2 separate regions of the Homo sapiens genome follow, and region 2 is linked to region 1. The links are chromatin loops, found by intact Hi-C in ENCODE. Cell type or tissue: heart left ventricle. All regions are shown on one strand.

Region 1 (8,000 bases):
CTATTTCACATAAAGCTGAGGTACTTGGGGGATAAAGCATGGATTCAAGCAATCCCTTTTTCCCCTGCTTTTTTCAAGTCACCTGGAGTCAGGTAACCCTAATCTGTGTTTGATATCCAGTGGTTCCCAGTTCTACCTAATGATTCTTACTCAAGTTGGAAGCCTCTTTCAAGGAAGTATTTTGCTTCTGAAATGCCTATGCAGCTATCAATTACCAAGGTCAATTTGGGAAAGAGAAACTGAGATTGATTTTGCAAGAAGGTATTGATATTTATCATTTTTTTTCTCTCTTCCGTTTTTCCTTGTGATGAGAGAGATGGTTTTCCACATGGTTCCTGCATAAACTTTTCATTGTATATCACAAAGCTCTAGGGCATATTAAAATTTTAAACAGACTGAATTTAAGACCTAAAGAGTCTCCTGAGTCTGAACATCAGAAAGAAGCCAGGCCTTGCTGCAGTTTCTATTAGACCAGCATAATATAACTTGTCTTATCCAGAGTACCTCATCCCAGGTTGCTGTCAGACTTACATTCATGACTAATCAGGTTTTCCAGTGATTCAGCCCATTTCTTGACTTCCTCTTGGCTCACTCTAGAAAAAATAGAGAGAAACAGAATAATTGGAATGCCATGGTAAAAAAATTGGGGCAAGAAATCTAAGATCCTGAATGAAGGCAAAGATTTTATTTTCCATCGTTATGACAAAATATGTTATTGATGAGGGCAGTTTTTCACTAAATGTATAGAAATTTCAAATGTAGTTATGATCTCCATGAAAATGGAGGCTATCTTGATCCAAATCTGGCTTAACTAGGAGCACAAGTTCCTTCTCACAGAACATCCCCATCATCAGATAGTTAATACTAAGTACATCTTCACCAAGGCCTTTTCTCTTACCTCTGGCAAATAACCACTTTGTCCTTCTTGTTGTGGGAAGAATTGTGTTCACAGGAATCAGATTTTTGCAGCAGGAAACCTAGCCGATGTTTCATATCTTTTGCACTGCACAGAAGAGAAAAAAATGAATAAATAGTAATAACCAGCTTTCTTTAAAAGATACCTAATGGTAGAGCTTGAAGAGTCCATTACTAGTCTATGGCTCAGAGACAGTTTAGGGAACGGGAGTTGGAGTTGGCATGACCTCTGAGGAAAACAAGATTCCTCTTGGTTCCCTATGACTTGCTACAAAACCTTGAGGCAGTCATAACACCATTTCCTTCATCCACAACTGGAATTCTGACCCTTCAGTTTACCTCAGAAACCTGAGAAGCCTTTATATGCCCGTCATTTTGACCAACCGAATATCTTTGGTATCTTCAACAGAACCTGAATCACTGAACACATGAGTGATCTCTGAGTAATTTTTAGGAATCAGAAAGCAGTAGCGGCAAAAGATGCACATCCTTGCTGCACGCCACCTTCTGGCAGGTGATTGCTATTTCCATCTGTTCCCCTGCTGGCAGAGGGAACTGTAGAAGCACCTCGGGAAAGTAAAAGTCTATTCAGTTCCAGCCATGTATGTTGGGGGGGGGGGGGGGGGGCAAGCAGTTCCTGCTGTGAGGTATAGAGGGAGAATACACTGAGGTGCACAGTTCCAGCAGAGGGAAATGGAGCATGGGATGGCGAAAACAAATGCCCAAGCTGAAACCTCAGCTTCTTGGGGCTTCTTTCTAGACAATATCTGCTGCTGCTGCTTTCCTTCTTAATAGCTACTTTAAAGGACATACACACTCTAAAGGGCATTTGAGGCTTAACAGCTATTAGGAGAAGCAGGCTAGAGTCATCACTGAGCTTCCAGTTTATTGCCACCATTTAATAGGTAGCCAGGGCACATTAGAGCTCCTGACTAACTAGAAAAAGGGGGTCTTTTAATAAGCCTTAAGCTCAACTCTCTTACTTTTTATTAAATATCCTCTTGCTTGCATCTCTTTTTATTAAAAAAGTCAAGAAATAGTTTAAAAAGAGAAATACCATTTTAAAAGAAATGAATAACTAAATGTGTCTATTTGGAGTAGGGAAAATAAAGCCTCAAAGATATAAAGACATTTAGGATGGCCACTAATACATTTATGTATGTAGGTTTTCCCAGAAAGTTTGAATTCCATTATGTTCTCTGACTGTCCCTTAAATAGTATTTTCTCTTCCTCGCAAGATTACTTTCCCTCCTCTGCTTCCCTGACTGATGACTGTTCAGGGGATGCAACATCCTTTTTGATTATAACAAGATACAATCCTGAATGTTAGGGTGATTCCAAGGTGATAATGTAAATATATCATGAAGTCCAAATAGAAACGAATTCATATTTCTATGTGCTGGATCCACCTGAGATCCTAGAGTTATTAATCAATGCAGGGGGTAAGTGTGCTTAGCAAGTATTCTTATAATAAAACCATAAAAATAAAAAACAAAATGACTTCAGAAGTTACTGGAGTCAGGAATTCTAGATTTGGTCCTAACTCACCCACCACCTATGTGACCTTGAGAAGGCAATGGCTCCTCTGGAGCCTCAGGCACTGGTGGTAAAGATGTTGGACTAGATGATTTGCAATTTATTGAGGAGGAAAGGGAAGAGCAGTTCATCCTGCTGACATAGAGTTTACCTCCTTAGATTAGCTGCTTAACTCTTTGAGGACAGAGCTCTAGTATTATCTTTTATCTGTTTTGCAAAATATTTACCAGAGCATAACTTTCTCCTGACACTCTTGTATTTTTGTACGGTTCATTTCATATGCAAGTTAAGTGAAGCTTGAAGTAATTTGCTCCACTCCATTCAGAAAATTAAGCGTGAAGGTCAGAGGAACTTATTTCATAGATACTCTCTGCCAGACCCTCCTGCTTCATTTTAAAGAAGCCATCGATACTTCCATACTCCTGAATGACAGAATATTTGGAAAGTAAATGTTTTAATAGTACATAAAAAATTATGTTTTCTGAGATTATTTCCAAAATAAAATTTGTGGTAATTTCTATTTGCAGTGCGATAAGAAAGCAGGTAGTATACCTTTAGGTTGACTTTTTACCTTTGACTGCAAGATTAAGTAATGTAATATGCACTCATTTTGTGTTTAATTTTCAACTGGCTAATATATGATCTTTCTCTGAATGCATTTCTTTATACCTTTTTTGAACAAACCAAAAACAAATGAATAGCTGTATGTCTGTAAGGTCTTTTAAAAAAATCAAGGGAGTATATTAACAAAACAATGTCTTTAAGATGAGATCTTCTACAAAACTATTAACTGATTTGTAATGATCAATATTTCTCAACCAAACTCATATGAGACACTTCAAGAACTAGAGATGGGGCAGAGAGATAAGGAAGATCTGGCTTTAAAACTCATATCTCATTGTAACATTTGCTTATAAGAACATAGAGAGTGAAAGTTACTGCACCACCACACGGAAAGCATAGTGCCTTTCTGATGATGGAGCCAAACCTCATTCTGGGGTACCTTTCCTGAAACAAGTTGTAGCATACAATCAGAAAGCCCAGAGCCAGGCTTCTATGTACTCCAGGGATGCTCAAATAGCAGTAGTAATCACAGATGGAGATATTACAGATCACTGTACATAGCCTCAAACCTCATCTCGCTTCTTAATTAAAACTAGCTTTCTTAGACCTGGCTTAAAGAATAGAACAGTTCTCAAAACTGAGGTCACACAAAACAACACATAAGGGCTGAAATTTGGGGAGCACATGTCTTAAGTCACAATATCTAGCTAGTCTTGGAGGAAAGTTAGAAAGTCGTGCTCTCCTGACCACACTGTTTCTAATTGCACAGAACTAGGTTAGTAAGTACAACATGTAAATAACTGAGAAAGTCTAGCCAAAAGTTTAATATGGTTAATGGCTGAAAGCAATCTTACCTCCTCAAGCAAGAAGCCGGCAGACCTGCAAGCCCTTTGCACATCTTATTTAACAGCTTGGAATTCGCAAGCAGGAAAGAAATGCGGCAGGAGGAGCTGTGGCTTCGGCTTTGAGCGTACTTTGCCTCTTCTCCGGTAAAGATATTGTCAGAATCCTCTGAGCGTCTTCCTGCTAAGCCTGTAGGGGTCTCTTTTATAGCCCAGCTACGACCGTCCAGCCAATCAGACGACCGCTCTGCAGTACCAGCTCCTCTGTCTCCCTCTGCCTCTCCAGCCCCTGAAAGAGATGAGGAAGAAAAGACTGACGCATCAGCAATGTTAAGTGAACGAGCAGAGAAAATCCTTCTGAAAAGTAGGGATATGGGAAAAAATGTACTCAATGTCTCCACCAATGTCAGAGGTTTAGAATTTCTAGAAAAGGAAAAAAAGTGTACAATGCTGCAAAATATAGTTTTTATTCATATGCCTGTAAAAAAAAAATATCAAGGAAGTTGCTTCCTGGAAGGAAAAGTACCAGCAGGAATTCTGGAGCTTACTTAGGAGCTGACTCCCAATGCCTTTCCTCTTTTGGATTAGAAGCATCATATTATACATGGTCCAAGATCTGATCCTCACGATTTCCAAAAGGGAGCTGGCAGGATCATCGTCTCCACGCAGTGATTTGCGGAAGTTGCCTTGGTTGTTATGCAAACAAGAAGGTGGAGAGAAATAGCTGGATGACAGACAGTTATAAGCCCGGCAGCATACAGAAACTACCCTAGGAAAAATAGATTTGCTATATCTGTAATCAACCTGACTGAGGAATACTTTTCTAGAAATCTTGGTAACAACAGAATTCAGCCTAGCACTGACAGTTTCTCCTTCACATGCCTGCGTCCTGTAAAAAGTCTAAACCGGCAGCTCGAGGACCAAAGGAGGGAGTAGATGAGCAAATATACACAGCAATTCTTATATCAAATGGGTTTATGTCTTATGTAATTCTAAGTCTCCAAACTGATATTTCAAAAGATAAAGAAAGAGAGATGTAGAGAGAAAGAGAGAGAGCAGGCAGAAAAATATGTAGTTTGCTTTGCGTATCACCAGCCTTCAAACTGATTGTAAGAATATTAAGCCCTATAGGTGTTTCTGAACACCTAGACAATCAGTATCTTTTACATACAATATCATGAACTGAAATGCCTGCATGGACAGAATCATTCAGGTGTTTCACATCTTATAGCCATAAACCAAATACCTACACCAGAGTTACAGAGGAAAGCTATAAGTGGAAGAAGGGAATTAATTGCTAGATCTGACCAAAACAGCTTTCATTTAGAAAGCAGATAGGTTCCTGATCATAGGCTACAGTGAGCTATACTTTATATATAAGAAACAGAGGCATCAAATAGTTTAGGTGGAAGAGATGAAAAATAGTTGGGTTCCAGTGAGATGCAAAATACCAAAAATATAGAAAGAATGGCACAAAGCAATGCCCATATGTGGCCCTACCCAATACGTGCCCTTGAACATCCCACACTGCCCCCACTACCAACACGTTCCATGACTAGCAGAGCAAGGAGACAGCAGACAAATGTAAAGTGGTGGAGGGACCATAATCTACAGAAGATGCATTTAAATTATAGGAAAAAGTCTCTAGCCGCCCATAAGAGGGCATTTATTGGATTAGCTACTGGGCAACTTTTCCTTGAATTATAACATAGAACAAATGAATGTTGACAGCCATCCTTGATGGTGGTGTGGAAGGAACTGAAGTGCAATATGAAACTAGGAAGGCCCTCAGACCAAGGAAGATGGACCAGGGAAATGAATCAGTCAGAACTGACATTAAAGAGGTCAGACTAATTAAAAGGGAAAGAAGGTCACTCAAAGAAAGACCATGGCCTTCTTTGTTTACCTGGGCACCTAAAAGAGTGATCACTCAAATAGATTGATTTCAGGAACATAAGTGAGTACCCAAAAAGATTTACTGATGCCTGAAATTCCACAATAAAAGTTTTATGTCTTGCACTTAGAATAAGAGAAGCCTGATTTGTCATGAGTTAAATATAAATCACTGCAATAGATGGGACTTTAAAGACAAAATGGGACTTCAAAGGCAATCTAGCCTAACACTCTCATTTCACCAAAAAGGAAATAGAGACCCAGAAAGAGAAAGTGACTTGCTGAGGTTACAGCTTCTTACTAACAGAGCTGGGTCCAGATACAGGTGTCTCGATACTCAGTTATGTGGATTGTCCACCATGCTATCCCATCACTCAACAGTCTTATCAAATAAGGTAAACTGTGTAAATAGAGATATTTCTAAACTACAAAGTGCTAGTCAAATAATTTTTATCATTCTATTATACACAGTATAGAACATAACCCAAAATTAATTTTACACATTTTATTCAAGGAGTGTTCACTTGCCCAATTTGTTCTTGCTCCTTGAAAGCAGGAGCTGCTGCTTTCAAGACATATTAACTAACATGTCTCTAACTTTGTGCTTAGCTCATTACTCTGTTCAGGCATTTCATGTTTACTCACTTCTTTGACTATTAAATCTTGCTTTCTTAGGAGTTTTAAGACTTTTAAAAAAGTGTTTGTAAAACGCTTCACATGAGTTAACTTACTTTTTCACTGTGGGACTTGCAGATTGTGTTTGAGGAGGCGAGGACTGGTACATCATGATACCTTGACAACCTTCCACCTTCTTTCTCTGATATGCACAAAGCATCAAATTCTGTTATTCTATGATTTGTCATTCCTGAATGACTCTGGTAGTGTGGAAGAGCTTTACTCTCAAAAGATCTACTTTTTATTTGTTCATTTGTTTAAGAAATATCTTTTGACCACCTACTCTGTATCAGGTGCTGTTTGAAGCAGTACCTGATACAAGCAGATAAAATCTCCGCTCTAGTAGAGTTTTCATCTCAGTAGAAGGAGTCAGAAAATAAACAAATCAGGTGATTCCAGATTTTGACCTGTACCATGAATAAAATGGGCAGGTGATGTGCTAGAGAGTAATCAGATGGTGAAGGGCTAATTCAGCCAAGGTGGTCAGGAAAGCCCTCTTTGAAGAGGTGGTATCTAAAATGAGATTTGATGGGTGAGAAGGAGAAAGCAATGCAAGAAGCCTAGGAATTAGTATTCCAAATAGAAGTAAGAGCAAGTGCGAGTGTTCTTTATCTAAATTGGGAAAGAACATAGCCATAAAAAAGAATGAAATCATGCCTTTTGCAGCAGCCTAGATAGAACTGGGGGCCATTATCATAAGTAAAACAAGACAGACACAGAAAGACAAATATTGCATGTTATCACTTATAAGTAGGAGCTAAATAATGTGTACACATAGATGTAGAGTGTGGAATGATGGACAATGGAGCCTCAGAAGGATGAGGGGGCAAGAAGTCAGCGGATGGTGAGAAATTACTTAAGGGGTACAATGCACATCATTCAGGTGATGAATACCCAGGGGGCAAGAAGTCAGCGGATGGTGAGAAATTACTTAAGGGGTACAATGCACATCATTCAGGTGATGAATACCCAGGGGGCAAGAAGTCAGCGGATGGTGAGAAATTACTTAAGGGGTACAATGTACATCATTCAGGTGATGAATACCCTAAAAGCCCTGATTTTATCACTATACAACCTATGCATCTAAAAAGATTTCACTTATAACCCATAAATATATACAAATTTTAAAAATTAAAAAAAAATGGGAAAGAACAAGAAGGGGCCAGCATAGCTAGAGAATTGAGAACAAGATGAAAGTAGCATAAAAGGAGATGGAAAAGTAAACGATAGATCGTGCAAGGATTTGTAGGCTGTGGTCAAGAGGCTGGACTTTATCAGAGTGCAGTGGAAATCCATGGAAGAAACAGAAGCAGAGGAGGGGTCTCATCTGATCATTCTGACTCTTGTGAAAGAAAGACTGAGATGAGTGGGCAGAGTGTGGAAGCAGGGAGACCAGTTAGCAGAGTTAGCAGTTTGATTCCTGTTTCGTCGATTATATATATATTTATTATTATATAGTAAGTCCTCAATGTCATCAATAGATTATTGGAAACAGTGACTTTAAGTGAAACAAGGTACAGCAGGTCCTTGAATGCCATCATTTCATCAATGCCATTTCATTATAACGTTGATGAG
Region 2 (8,000 bases), 190 kb after region 1:
TTTTGATCCTAGCACTGGTTTCAACCGAGTCACTGTGGGCAGGTCATTTTATATGTCTGCATCTCAGTTCGTCTCCCAGAAAATGAGGTCAACAGGACAGGAATGCTAAAGTGTCTCACTACTCTGAAAATCTGTGGCTCCTCACAATAGGTACATTCCTGAAAATACATTCCAAACCTGGTTTCCACATGTCAGATTATATAGGATACCTGCATGTCTCTGACTGCATGTGGCTCGATGACTTCCAAGATATTCTCAATATCTCCGTGGTCAACGGGAAGTGGATCTGGTGTTTTAAGTTGTTTGTTGGACCAAAGGCCATCCCTGTGAGTACACTGATTGTCAGACTTAGAGCACATATGTTGACTAAGTTTAACTGGAAGTTTTGCAAGTTTTCTCTAAGGAAAGCCCTGTATTCTGCCATCACAGACAGGGAAACAGAAATCAGAGGCACTGGAGTCGGATATTTGGTTTGAGCTTTGGTCTTTGTGCACTGGGGTCAGGGAGAAGATGGGAGGAGGAAGGCAGCTTGCCAGGAGTGGAGATGAGTATCTCAGACACATGCAGAATGTGGCATAAACACTCCTTTAAATTCCTGTTGTCGTCACTTTCCCCAAAGGGACATCTCCTGCACCCCAGCCAGCTACGTGCCTCCCTGCATTCTCAGCCAGATGCAGGTTGGCCAATGGGGCCGCCATCTGGTCTCTGAAAGCCCATTATAGCCATAACAGGCAGCTGAATCTAGTTATAAATGCCAGCCTCTCTCAGCCTGGCTGTCTCAGGCTTGAAATCACACACTTAGGAAGCGTCTGCTTGGTACAGAAACACCTCTCCCATGGGAACTAAGGGAGGAGAAATCTCCAGGGACATGGACACAGGTACACAGGCTGCGGGCAGAATGAGGTTCTGGACAAGGTGAAGAAGCTCTTTCCTTTCACCCCACGCCCTGCTCTGTTATCTTCCCTTGCTTACCTGTGAGGAGCACGTACACACAGATACACCCCTGGAATGATTCTCTTAGAAATACTGTAAGAAATGGGGCTTTGTTTAAAGCAAGAGCAGGTAAGGGACCTCAGAACATCTAGGACTGTCAAGCAAAGAGCTGCCTGCACTAGTAGTAGCCAGGTCCACAGAGAGCCCAGGCCTTAGGTCACAGGGATAGGAGGCTGATGTGGAGGCCACTGGGGCCCTCGGGGCTAGGGCCAGGAGTGGGCAAGTGCTGTGAGAAAACACCATTCTCACTTCCACCGTTCTTCTGTGATCCTGTGAAAGGCCAGATGCAGCCACATAGGAGCTGCTGGGCACTCAGAGGATGGAATGCATAGGAGCAAATCTCACCATCCACTGCTCTGGATGGCGCAGCGTCCACATGCACGTCCCTTTCCAATGAGGAGCCAGGGTCTTCCCTCAGTGTGCCAGCTCTGATGTTCAAAATAAAGGTTTAAGGCAACAAAAGCCCTGAGAAGTCCAGAATGTCCCCTCATTCCTGTCCTGACGGGCTGAGTGCCCTGCTGCACTTCACCAGGCTTTGTTGAAGCCTTCACATGTTTTTTGCTTCCATGACTAGCACAGCCCCGTCCCCCTGCCTGGAATGCCCTTCCTGCTCTATCCCTCCTCATCAACTCTGCTGGAAGCAGAAGAGTGGTCAACAACACAACCTCTGAATGTTAGACTGCCTGGGTTCAAATCCGAACCTCCCTATGTGCCTTTCCTTTAGCATGAGGAGGAGGATGATATAGTAGTTACTTCATAAAGTTGTTTTAAGAGACAATATATGTAAAGGGTTTAAAACAGTGTCTAGTCCATATTAAAAAGAGAAGGGACACCTGTCATTATTCCACAAAGACCTTTTTGAGTCTTCTCTCATCTTGTTATAGCCATTCTTCCTAAAAATTCCTGATTAGATCCCATTTGTCAATTTTGGCTTTTGTTGCCACTGCTTTTGGTGTTTTAGACATGAAGTCCTTGCCCATGCCTATGTCCTGAATGGTAATGCCTAGGTTTTCTTCTAGGGTTTTTATGGTTTTAGGTCTAACGTTTAAGTCTTTAATCCATCTTGAATTAATTTTTGTATAAGGTGTAAGGAAGGGATCCAGTTTCAGCTTTCTACATATGGCTAGCCAGTTTTCCCAGCACCATTTATTAAATAGGGAATCCTTTCCCCGTTGCTTGTTTTTCTCAGGTTTGTCAAAGATCAGATAGTTGTAGATATGCGGCATTATTTCTGAGGGCTCTGTTCTGTTCCATTGATCTATATCTCTGTTTAATTGACAAATGGGATCTAATTAAACTAAAGAGCTTCTGCAGGGCAAAAGAAACTACCATCAGAGTGAACAGGCAACCTACAAAATGGGAGAAAATTTTCACAACCTACTCATCTGACAAAGGGCTAATATCCAGAATCTACAAGGAACTCAAACAAATTTACAAGAAAAAAACAAACAACCCCATCAAAAAGTGGGCAAAGGACATGAACAGACACTTCTCAAAAGAAGACATTTATGCAGCCAAAAAACACATGAAAAAATGCTCACCATCACAGGCCATCAGAGAAATGCAAATCAAAACCACAATGAGATACCATCTCACACCAGTTAGAATGGCAATCATTAAAAAGTCAGGAAACAACAGGTGCTGGAGAGGATGTGGAGAAATAGGAACACTTTTACACTGTTGGTGGGACTGTAAACTAGTTCAACCATTGTGGAAGTCAGTGTGGCGATTCCTCAGGGATCTAGAACTAGAAATACCATTTGACCCAGCCATATATACCCAAAGGACTATAAATCATGCTGCTATAAAGACACATGCACACGTATGTTTATTGCGGCACTATTCACAATAGCAAAGACTTGGAACCAACTCAAATGTCCAACAATGCTAGACTGGATTAAGAAAATGTGGCACATATACACCGCAGAATACTATGCAGCCATAAAAAATGATGAGTTCATGTCCTTTGTAGGGACATGAATGAAATTGGAAATCATCATTCTCAGTAAATTATCACAAGAACAAAAAACCAAATACCACATATTCTCACTCATAGGTGGGAATTGAACGATGAGAACACATGGACACAGGAAGGGGAACATCACACTCTGGGGACTGTTGTGGGGTGGGGGGAGGGGGGAGGGATAGCATTAGGAGATATACCTAATGCTAAATGACGAGTTAATGGGTGCAGCACACCAGCATGACACATGTATAGAGATGTAACTAACCTGCACATTGTGCACATGTACCCTAAAACTTAAAGTATAATAATAAAAAAAAATTCCTAATTAGAAGGGTCACATTTTTTTTTAGTTGTTAATTTAGACACCTGTCTCCTTTCCTCATCTTTGAGCTTCTCAAGGAACAGGATCATAGCTTATTAATTTTTGCCACCTTCGGTACAGAGTTTGGCATTAAGCAGGTGTATTTGAAAGTGTATTGAATTAAATTTATTGAAAAACTTCAACTAATAATAATACTTTTCATTTCATGGATGATAACTGTGTGCTAGGAGCTTTACTTGAATTGGTAAGTCTTTACATTTAAAATCATATATTTTTCTCCTGGCTCACAAGTTTGGCTCTCAGAAATATGAAGGAAAATGCTACTATAAACAGTTGAGGACTTAAAGAAAAAGAACTAATTGGAGAAGTAGAATTAAATACAAATATTGATCCTCGAGAGAGAGAGAAATGTAGGAAAAAAATTGTTGTCTAGAAGTTTATTAACACAAAAGAAGGTGATTCTGTGTGGTCAGTTGGGTCTTTAGGAAGGCTGGTTTAAGTCCAGAAAAGAGCGATATATAACTTAGAGACATGTCTAAAGAGAGAAGGAAGTCCTTCAAAATAATTGAAAAATAAGGAAGAAAGTAGATCAGCACAAAACAAACCAAAGTGGATGCATGTGGTGCTCCGAAGTGAGCTCCAGTTATAAGTAGCAGAAAATGAAAGAAGCTCAGTCACATCCAATGTGACCTAGGCTGCGAGGACAGGTATTAGTAAGGCCAAAGTCTGGAGCCAGTTGAGGCAGAAGGAAAACGCTAAAGAGAGCCACAGAGGTTCTTTCTCTCAGTGGGAAGAGGCTATTGTCCAATATTCAGATAGACAGAAAGGATAGTTCCGCGGCTTAGGAAGGGACGTCATCTTGACAGATAACAGAGAGAAGGAAGAACAACTCAGCTCTTGTTCACCTTCATTCTCTCCATTAAGGATAAGCATCAGCAAATTAGGAAGTGGAAAACAAGCATTTTCAAGAGGGAATTGATGACCAAAATGAGTGAAACGATAGTGAGAAAACCCTTAGCAAGTTAAAAGAACTCAAATCCCATGCCCAGGTAAATTTTATAATGACGGTCATCACAAGTCACATTTCTTTGGCATTCTATGGCTTTAAAAAAGTCCTTTCCCTCTGTTATCACATTTTATGAATTTAACGTCAAAATGGCTTCTAGAGTTCAGAATGAAGAGTTGACATGAACCTTTAGGCAGAACCCTCTAGAAACAATTTTTTTGACTGACACAGAAGAGTAGTCCTCATTTCATTTTAGCAACCAAGAAGAGAGAATTCAAACCCGTGGCATGATTTTGCCCTTTTAAAAAGTTTTTTTTTTAATGTTTCCTAACTTCCATCATGCAAAAAATAACTTCAGCTAAGTCATCTTAAGAAAAATGAAAACCCCCTTTAATGAAACAGCATGTTGTGGGCATTAGGAGAAGCAAATGTTACATGTAAAAGAAAGGTGAAGGAAAGGAGAGAGGTCTTACTTGTTGGGCCAAACAGGAGCTCATGCTCTCTTCTGACTTACCCCACTGAGGTTCATGCCCAGGGCCCAGACACTTCCAATGTCCTGAGTTCCTGCTCAAAGGTTTTGCGCACAGAGAGTGGTTTAGGAGCGCCACCCCATGTCAGACTCAGAAACTACAACAAGTTTTCACAAGTCCTGAAGAATCACTTTAACTAGACGTATCCAACTGAAATTCTGGCCATAGCCTAATTTCAAGCCTATGGTTATTTCCCTAGTCCATGCAACTGAATTCCAACACAGATTTAATAGTCTCTATTGAATGATTTAAAAAACTGTGCTAGGCAAAATAGAATCATGAGACTGGATGGTATCATTACCATGATGTTAAGTGACACTAAGTTCTCCTTTGACTATGCAAGTGGCCTAAAGATTCAGGTGTTTCAAAGTGGAAGCCCTCTCATTCCCTCACTGTCTTCCTGTCCTTTATCCCCCTCTCTGCAGTTCTCCATCCTCTCTTGGACCCTCCCCATCTTTACGGCCCATGCTTCAGGGAATAACAAAGCCTGGCCCCAAAACCCTTGTTGAGTCTCAACAATTCTGCCATCTCAAGCATCCATTGAATTTCCAGAGAATTTTCCTTGGCCCAGCATTTTCTGAATTTAGAGTCAGGAAATGATATGCATTGGTCCTAGGTATGAGGAGAGGAAGTGGACGATGGCTGAGGGTGTGTAGGTGTTGTAAAGGAGAGTGTAATGATGTGGGATGGGCTGTAGGTGTTTCCACTTTAACACACTCTCTCCATCATATTGCTTCCTAATTTACTTAAAATGGTAACACATTTTGCTCAATCAGACATTTTCTCCCATTGACCATACCGACTAACTTGCATATTCCTTGTAAAAACAAAACCTGCCTTTAATTCCACTTGCAAAATAACAATTCTGACTTTATTGTGTTTAAAGTAAATTTGGCTTCTTCTTTTCTTTAATTACAAATGGTCCCAACCATGGCAGTGCCAGAATTCCAGAATGGATGACCAAGGGCTGGAGTGGAATCCCTGGCTCTAGAACTTCTTTAGAAATTAACAGATGTGAAGGTAAAAGGTGTACAATCTTAAAGGGCTCAGGTTTCTTCTCAGCAACATCTTTGAGAAATAACCCAGTAGGTGTAGTTTCATGCCTTAGTCCATCCAGGCTGCTATAACAAGATACCATAAACTAGGCAGTTTAGAAACAAAAGAAACTTATTCCTCACAGTTCTGTAGGCTGGAAAGTCCAAGACCAAGGTGCTAACAGTTTTTGGTGTCTGATGAGTGTTTCCTGGTTCACAGATGGCCATTTTCCTGTGTGTCCTCACATGACAGAAGGGAGGAGGGAGTTCTCTGGGGCCTCTCTTCTAAGACACTAATCTCACTCATGAGAGAGAGCTCCACCCTCAGGACCTAATAACCTTCCAAAGGCTCCACCTCTAAATACCATCACATTGGGGATTAGGTTTCAACATACGAATTTTGGGAAGACACAAACATTTAGTCCATAGCACCTGAACTGCTTTCCCCGTGCAAAAGATGGAGTGAATGAGAATCGGATGGAAGTAAGGGGAGAGACACAGCAGTGAAGAGCACAAAAGCAGTAAATTCGTCTGCAGGATGTGGTGTGGGGGAACACTCACAGGTGCTCTGCCCCAGTTGCTTCTATCCTTTAAGAGCTTCAAATTCAGCTGTTTGCATTTCCAAGCCATTCCCAGGCTTCTCTTCTTTAATGGAGGGAAGACTCAATGAAGTTTGAAGCTAAGGGAATCTTTAATTTGCCAATTTCAGGGACTGCATCAGATAAGATCATAAAACGTAGGGTGGTGACATCAGATTCTCTACTCAGGATAGTTGAGTTCAAAGTTGGTCTTGGCTCCCTTGAAGCAAGAAAGAAGGTCAGGCTTTCTGGGGAGACCTGTAGGTTTTGCTGAGGAGTGGGCATGACCCTCCTCTCTGATGCTGTTGCACCCCACTCCCAGAAGATCTCTTCTGTAAGGTTCACAGGTGCTGCTGGTTGGTATCCTCCCCACTTTCTTTCCCTTTATCAGGTGCTGCAGTAAAACTCGGGATGCTTTGGAAATTTTCTAAGACCCCAATTCTTCTAAAGATGGGTTTGGCAAGAGGTAGCCTCTAAAACCCAGCTCCCAAGCATAAGAAGAGGATTTGTAAAAAATATTGGGCATAGAATGAGCATGGGCTGGCTCAGTTAAAAAAAAAAAAAGATAGGCTGAGACAAATGGGTTAGGGATAATAAAAAAGGGAGGTACCCAGTGGCCAAAACAGAAGCATTTCATTAGCAAGTTTTTTCTCCTTCGAGAGCAGGCAGAAGTACTTCAAAATGATAATAGGTTGATGAGATTACAATGATTTTTTGAACTATTTTTCCTAAACTTTATTTTCCAGATTTCTTGCAATAAACAAATCTCAATTTCATACTCACCAAATATTAAACATGACTATGAATAAGAGATCTTTTATATCAGTATTTATTAAATTTATTTCTAAGTTATAATGATTTCTATTTTCTACCTTTGATAGTAGGTGGCGACCAAATTTAACTTTTCTTTGATGATGGGGATATTGGAGGGCATGGTGTTCACTGATGTCAATATAATTTTTCATTACACAATACTTATAAAGAATCTGGAATCTGAATCCTTTTGTCACTGCTGCCATAACTAGAGGTGCATTTCCATAGCAAACATCTAATTCTAAGGCTAAAGAATTTTATTTCTCAAGCAAAGACATACTATTGGAAGGTTTTAATCAATGGAATGACGTGAAGATTAATCTGGTACTGTGAGAAGGGACCAAAGTAGAGAAATCAATTAGGAGTCCATTATCATGGTTTAGACATAAGGAATCAAAAGGAGGATGGCATTGATATTAAGGAAGAAATGGAAGCAGAGGATACTGTAATGAGGCAGTTAAGAGGGCTTAGTAATGGATACATGTATCAAGGGAAACAGAAGGATCAGTGATGATGACAAGCCCAAGGATCTGGAATAATGAGGGTATTAGCAACAGAAATAAGTTAATCAAATGGTGAAGATGCTACATTAAGACGCATGTCATATTACTGGAAATGTTATAACAATAGATTAATAAGACATGTTGGTAATTAAAATAGCATGATTCCTAGTAGTGAATACAGTAAAGATTAAGATAGCAGCAATTTTTAATGTAAAAATCTACAAATTATATATTTGTGAATATTGGAAATAAAAA

The links. Peaks named below come from ENCODE experiments on the same cell type or tissue, not always from the same donor. Only the 100,000 strongest peaks of a DNase experiment are listed, where the experiment ranks them.
Region 2: a loop joins it to region 1, with 14 times the contacts of the local background. A loop is called at or near these places in 59 of 110 quality-filtered maps.

What each region holds. Positions count from the first base shown.
Region 1 is chr1:163,065,398-163,073,397 of GRCh38, reverse strand. RGS4 (regulator of G protein signaling 4) reads right to left here and starts at 4,037. Exons shown (of 5, transcript NM_005613.6): 1 at 3,870-4,037; 2 at 899-1,003; 3 at 532-593. The coding sequence starts at 3,913. LOC124904446 (a long non-coding RNA gene) reads left to right here. Exons shown (of 2, transcript XR_007066703.1): 1 at 1-20; 2 at 121-400. In heart left ventricle, CTCF peaks have their summits at 1,411 (motif pointing left) and 4,015; a DNase peak (open chromatin) is centred at 4,067; H3K4me3 peaks cover 4,433 bases; H3K27ac peaks cover 1,779 bases.
Region 2 is chr1:162,875,083-162,883,082 of GRCh38, reverse strand. No RefSeq gene overlaps it. Among named protein-coding and RNA genes, the nearest start is that of CCDC190, 18 kb to the right of the region's middle. In heart left ventricle, a CTCF peak has its summit at 4,909; no DNase peak of the experiment used is centred here.